Linked DNA regions of Homo sapiens: region 2 is linked to region 1. The links are chromatin contacts, found by Hi-C or POLR2A ChIA-PET in ENCODE. All regions are on one chromosome and are shown on one strand. Each heading gives the region's core, a stretch centred on a gene start or an enhancer-like site at or near the end of the contact. The rest is flanking DNA. Distances are from core to core; before and after follow the strand shown. Region 1 overlaps KRABD4 (KRAB domain containing 4). Region 2 holds the start of ZNF674-AS1 (ZNF674 antisense RNA 1).

What was found. A loop is a pair of places that touch in the nucleus more often than their neighbours do. ChIA-PET counts read pairs that join two places held with the same protein, here RNA polymerase II (POLR2A). Pooled maps may share reads with other maps.
Region 2: a map of natural killer cell shows a loop between it and region 1 (4-fold over the local background). The contact joins the promoter of ZNF674-AS1 here to the enhancer-like site in region 1. A Hi-C loop is called at or near these places in 1 of 168 maps with a recorded cell type or tissue (natural killer cell), 12 of 37 single-sample maps with no recorded cell type and 11 of 50 pooled maps. POLR2A ChIA-PET finds 5 or more read pairs at or near these places in 2 of 52 experiments (H1 and naive thymus-derived CD4-positive, alpha-beta T cell).

Annotation. Positions count from the first base shown.
Region 1 is chrX:46,460,443-46,463,142 of GRCh38, forward strand. KRABD4 (KRAB domain containing 4) reads left to right here. Exons shown (of 6, transcript NM_001129898.2): 4 at 2,306-2,432. Among named protein-coding and RNA genes, the nearest start is that of KRABD4, 14 kb to the left of the region's middle. Within about 2 kb of position 1,354, at least 2 of the 41 ENCODE cell types and tissues checked have a DNase peak (open chromatin) inside an H3K27ac peak, as active enhancers do.
Region 2 is chrX:46,544,060-46,546,775 of GRCh38, forward strand. ZNF674-AS1 (ZNF674 antisense RNA 1) reads left to right here and starts at 1,431. Exons shown (of 2, transcript NR_015378.3): 1 at 1,431-1,568; 2 at 2,407-2,716. ZNF674 (zinc finger protein 674) reads right to left here and starts at 1,362. Exons shown (of 6, transcript NM_001190417.2): 1 at 1,312-1,362; 2 at 442-552. RefSeq lists enhancers at 736-1,935, 1,551-1,700.

The sequences.
Region 1 (2,700 bases), core at 104-2,603:
GGGGGTGGATATTACAGAGGATACAGATGAACCGCCAGATGGAAGAGATGCATAGGGCAAGGGATGTGGGAAGGTCCACGGACCTTTCATGCCCTCTCTGGACTCACTACCATCCGGGAACCACCAAGTGTTCAGCTGTGTGGAAGCTGTCTGAACCCACCCAGCCCTTTGGTTGTTGTCGTTATTGTTGTTTTTGAGAAACAAGGTCTTGCTCTGTCCCCCATGCTGGAGAACAGTGGTGCAGTCTTGGCTCACTGCAGGCCCAACCTCCTGGCCTCAAGTGATCCTCCCTTCTCAGCCACCCTTAGTGCTGGGATCACAGGAGCCAGCCACCACACCCAGCCACAGTGGGGTTTTTATGGAGGCTTCATCACAGAGGCATGATCATCATTGGCCCTTGGTGATCAACTCAACCTTCATCTCCTCTCCCCTCCCAGGAGTTTTGAGGATGGAGATGAAATTCCCAACCTTCTAATCCTGTCTGGTTTTCTGGTGACCAGCTTCCATCCAGAAGCTACCTAGGGGCAGCCAGCTAACAGTCATCTCATTAGCATATAAAAGATACTTTGATCACTTCAGAGGCTATTCCAAGGGTTGCAGGAGCTTCTTGCCAGGAGACAGGACAAAAACCAAATATATATTTCACAATATCAAACCAGGTGACATTACTCCAGATAAAATTGACTCTGGATTGGTAAACAAACTGCATCTGGACTGGAGGACTGAGTAAACTATGACTGGCTGGTAGGAAGCCATGGATTGGGGTTTTCTGAGCACATTGCCACTCAGTGATAAGTAACTGGGCCCATCTTTTGCTGGGATCCTCGAAGCCATGCCACTGGGACCATTACAAGAGATACTGGTCTATGGAACAGGTTAGGGCTTCCAAGCAACATCATCCTAGCACTCAGCAGTGTGGTTTTGTTCCCCAGCACCGGAGCTATCACGAGGGAGGGGCAGATTGGGCTAACAGCTCCTGGATTGCTCTGAGAAGCCCTCCTGCTGGAGAAGCCTGCCTGTCCCCACCCTCTGGCACGCTGGCTTTCCTGCCCCTCTCCTGCACAGCTGGGTAAACTGGTGCCACTGTGGCTGATTTGGGCCTTATGGGTGCAGCGAGTGGCTTGAATTGAAGGCCACCAAGTGTGGGCGTGACAGGATGGGATCTGGAGCAGAAACAGGCGGGTTATTAGTCTTTGCAAGGAATTGGGGCGCTTGTAGAAGTGAGTTCTTGTTTGGTGGTGACAAGGCCAAGCACAGACCTTTCCCCTTTTGCTTCAGTCAGCTGCCCAGGCCACAAACCTCTGGCTTCCTGTTCTTTGTTTCATGATTGATTAGCTATGTTTAGAACTGTTTGTTGTAGCTCTGTGTCCCCTGTGAAGGCTGCTCTGTCAGCCCCAGGCAGGATTGACTTCCTCCTTTGTGGACCACCCGGACCCCTTCCTACATCTGTCACTGTCCCTGTGAGGCAGGCTTCCTCCCTGCCTCTGTTTCATCTATGAGTGTCTTGAGTGTCTTAAGTGTCACTTTTCTCCCTCCACTAAACTGAAGCTCCTTGAGTTCAAGAGGTGTGGTTTTGTATCAATCTTTACTTCACAGGACTTACCAGCCCGGCCTCTGTTCAGTAAACATGTGTTGAATGAATGAATTTCCAGGGTAAAATATTTCTCATACCCTATCTGTTTCTCCTATAAAGTTCAAAATGATTTTAGTCATATAGATACTCTATGTAATATACTATGCCAAACTGACTAGTGACTGGCATAAGAACAATTATATGAGAAAGGCCAGGCCGGGCGCGATGGCTCACGCCTGTAATCCCAGCACTTTGGAAGGCTAAGGCGGGCAGATCACAAGGTCAGGAGTTCGAGACCAGCCTGGCCAATATGGTGAAACTCCGTCTGTACTAACAATACAAAAATTAGCCGGGCGTGGTGGCGGGCTCCTGTAGTCCCAGCTACTCGGGAGGCTGAGGCAGGAGAATCGCTTGAACCCGGGAGGCAGAGGTTGCAATGAGCCAAGATTATGCCACTGCACTCCAGCCTGGGCGACAGAGCAAGACTCGGTCTCAAAAAAAAAAAAAGAAAGAAAGGCCATTGTGGGTGTGGGAACCAGACCGTGTGGATTCGACTCCCCTCATTCCTGGCTGTGTGACCTGGGTTAGTTACTTAGGCTCTGTGCACCTCACGCTCTTCATCTGTCAAGTTTCTCCTAGAGGGCACAGAGTAAGCCCTCCGTGTGCGTGAGATGCCATGTCCCAGTGCCCCAGGCTGGTCCTGGGGTGCTAAAGAGGAATGTGCCATTACAGGAATCATTGACCTTCAAGGACGTGTTTGTGGACTTCACCCTGGAGGAGTGGCAGCAACTGGACTCTGCCCAGAAGAACCTCTACAGGGATGTCATGCTTGAGAACTACAGCCACCTGGTGTCCGTGGGTGAGGGACCGTGCCACAGGGTGATGCAGAATGCCTCCAGTACTGTGTTTCTTTCTCAGCTGCTCCAAGCTCTGGGGCCTAGGAACAATGAGTGTGGGTTACCACCCTCAGTGAGTTTGGGTTACTGCCCACTGTGTAGTATTCGTAGTCTCCTTTGGACACTGGAGAGCATATTGGTGCCCTTGCTTGCTATGTGAATGTTCTGTACTGAGGGGCAGATAGCTGTGTGCATGGGGCCATCACCTTCAGCCTGCAGGGGTGGGCCTAG
Region 2 (2,716 bases), core at 181-2,680, 84 kb after region 1:
CTCTGTGGCTGGCTGTGATCCTTCCCAGCCTCATCCCGCCTTTGCAGGTACTACAGCAGGGCACCTGCCCCCATGGGGGACATCCATGCCTCCATCCACCTGTGACTTTCACCTGTCCCTCCTCCAGCAGGAATCAAACTGCACTGTCACATGGTCCTCCATGGCACCTGGAAGTAGAGCCAGCTTTGCTCTGTCTCAGCTGAAGTGAGGGACAAAGGCCACTACGGGTCCAGCTCTTCTAGGACCTGCTGTCCCGTGAGCCTCCTTTGCTCTGAGGATCTGGGTCTGGGCTCTTGCTGAGGCTTCTCCTCCAACTCGCCTCAGCTCAGCGTACCTCTCTTGTGTCCAAGGCGGCAGGACCAAGGGATTCAGAGACAAACACACCCCAGTTGGGGCCATCACTATAGCACTAGATCTCTGCCTGTGACCCAGGGAACTCACCTCTTCCTGGGGCCTCAGCCTAAGTCTTCTGCGACTAAGTGGGGAAGCCGAGGCACAGATAAACTGGAGTCTGAAATCGGTGAGCAGTGGTCTCAGGTCTGCACTCTGACCCTGGAAACACAATGACCACAGGAGATTCAATTAGCAACACCTATGCTCCCTTCCATGCAGTGAAGTTGAGTGAAACCCAAAGGTTTTTACCCAACAGAAGAGGGACAACCCCTCATTCTAGTTTTAAGAGTTAACATTCATGCACAGCTCAATTATCCTCAGTGAGCGAAACCCTGCCTTCCTGAGTCCGGGCTTTGGAATCAACTGACTGGCTGCTGTGCCACTTTTATTCACTGAAGAAATGATTGCCTTCCATGAGCCGGTTCTCCGTGTTGCAAATCCATCAGTGAACAAAATCTCAAATTCCCAGCTCCAGATTTCTAGTCTGGAGGAAGAGACACACTGGAAACAATAAACATGATAAACAAAGTACAGGAAAAGAAAAAGAAAAAGGATTCCTCGGGTTTGCTACCTACGGGACTTTGGACAGGTTGCCAAGCCACACTGTACCGTTTTCTCTCTATAACATGAAAATAATCATCGTAACACCTCACAGGGCTCCTGCTAATGTGAAACATTTGCAAGAGTGTCTGGCAGTTACCACCGGGTGAGGATACAAGCGCTGAGTGACTCAATCAATTAGTCACTCGCTGGCCCCGAACCTCGCCCCCAACACTCACGCCCACCGCCTGTGTCACTCAATCCCCACAAGGACGCTCACCCGTGGCCCCATGACCCCACGGCCCCGTAAACTCCCGTCATTCCTCCCGTCCCCCCTTCCCCCGATCAAAACCATCACCACCTCACCCTCCCGCTTACTTCACTGCCGACAGCCTGAAACCTCAGGGGCGGATGACAACAGCCAGTGTGAACGAAGCGCCACCCTCCGGGTCAGCCGAGCATTTCCGCTTCCCACAGCCCCCTGGGAACGTGAAGTCAAAGCAATGCGCACGCGCAGTGGCTTTGAAGGCGGGGCAACAAAGCCTGTGGCCGATGTGGCGCTCCTCGGCCCGCGCTTCAGTGGTTATGACAGTGTTCGCTCTAAGGGGAGAAGGAATGTGTGACCATTTCCAACGGTAAGTCGTACAAAAGGTCCGGGGAGGCGTACCTGGGCGGCGAGAGGCGAGAGAACTCCGCGCGGGCTTTCCAGTGCCCAGGCCCCTGCCGGCTCCGAAGCCGAAATCCCTTCTTCCACTTCGTTCTCTTGCAGTGGACGTGGGGTGTTCCCACCCCTCTGTCCCCAAGGCCACTGTTTCTGTCTTCCGCTCCTAGGAATAGGAAAAAGAGTCGCGCCTCTGGCATCTGTGGCAGCTCCAGAGCGCGGCCCTCTAGGGTCCAGGCAGGCCACATGGAGCGGGGCCCTAGGCCTGGCTCAGAGCGTCCTAAGAGCAACAGGTCTGGCTCAGTCGGGGAAGTGGCCTGGAAGAGGGGCTTTGGAGCCGGGCTTCAGAGCCAGCAACCTCCCGAAGTGAGGGAAGAAAGCCTCATTCTGATTGTTCTCTACCCAGTGGTGGGGCTCCGGTTCCTAGGATCTTAGACACCCTGGGAGAATCTGGATTTTACTTTTTAGCGGAGAGGTGTTTTCTCTGAGAATGCCAGCCAGTGGCAACATGGCCCGCTAAAAAGGCCTGTAGTAAACTTGAGGAAAGTTTTCTGTTTCCTGTCTGGGTCTGGGAGAAAGAGAACAAGTGTTGTTCTCCATGCTTACTATGCCTGCCTGGTCACCAAGCGGGCCTCTTTGGGTCAAGTATGACAGAGTCTCCCTCAGGTACACAGCAAACCCTTCTGTGCTAGAGCCAGCTGGTGCCAGACACTGTTCATAGATGTGTCCAAGACATTTGTGTAATCTATCAGACACGTATTTAATTTCCATTTGAACATGAGTGTTTTTCCTCTTTCTCTTTCTCCTCTCAGGTTAACTTGCATTCCCCAGATAGTTTGGATGAGTTACAACCTAAATCTGCAAACTCAATACAGCCAGACCCTGGGAAGTGACTCTCTCCAAGCCTCCTGTACAAGTCCCAGGAAAAGAGCCTGTTTTCCCTTGGACATGTGAGCAGTGAATTACTGCTCATTCAGAATTTCATGTGTATGTGTTACTGATGGCCAGGTTTAGAGATACCAACCTATTTATTTCTAGAGGAGAGGTGATTTGATAACCTTTTCAGATATCACTATCAGTAGGCAGAAAAGGGTTAATAGTATGATAGGGTTAATATGTCCT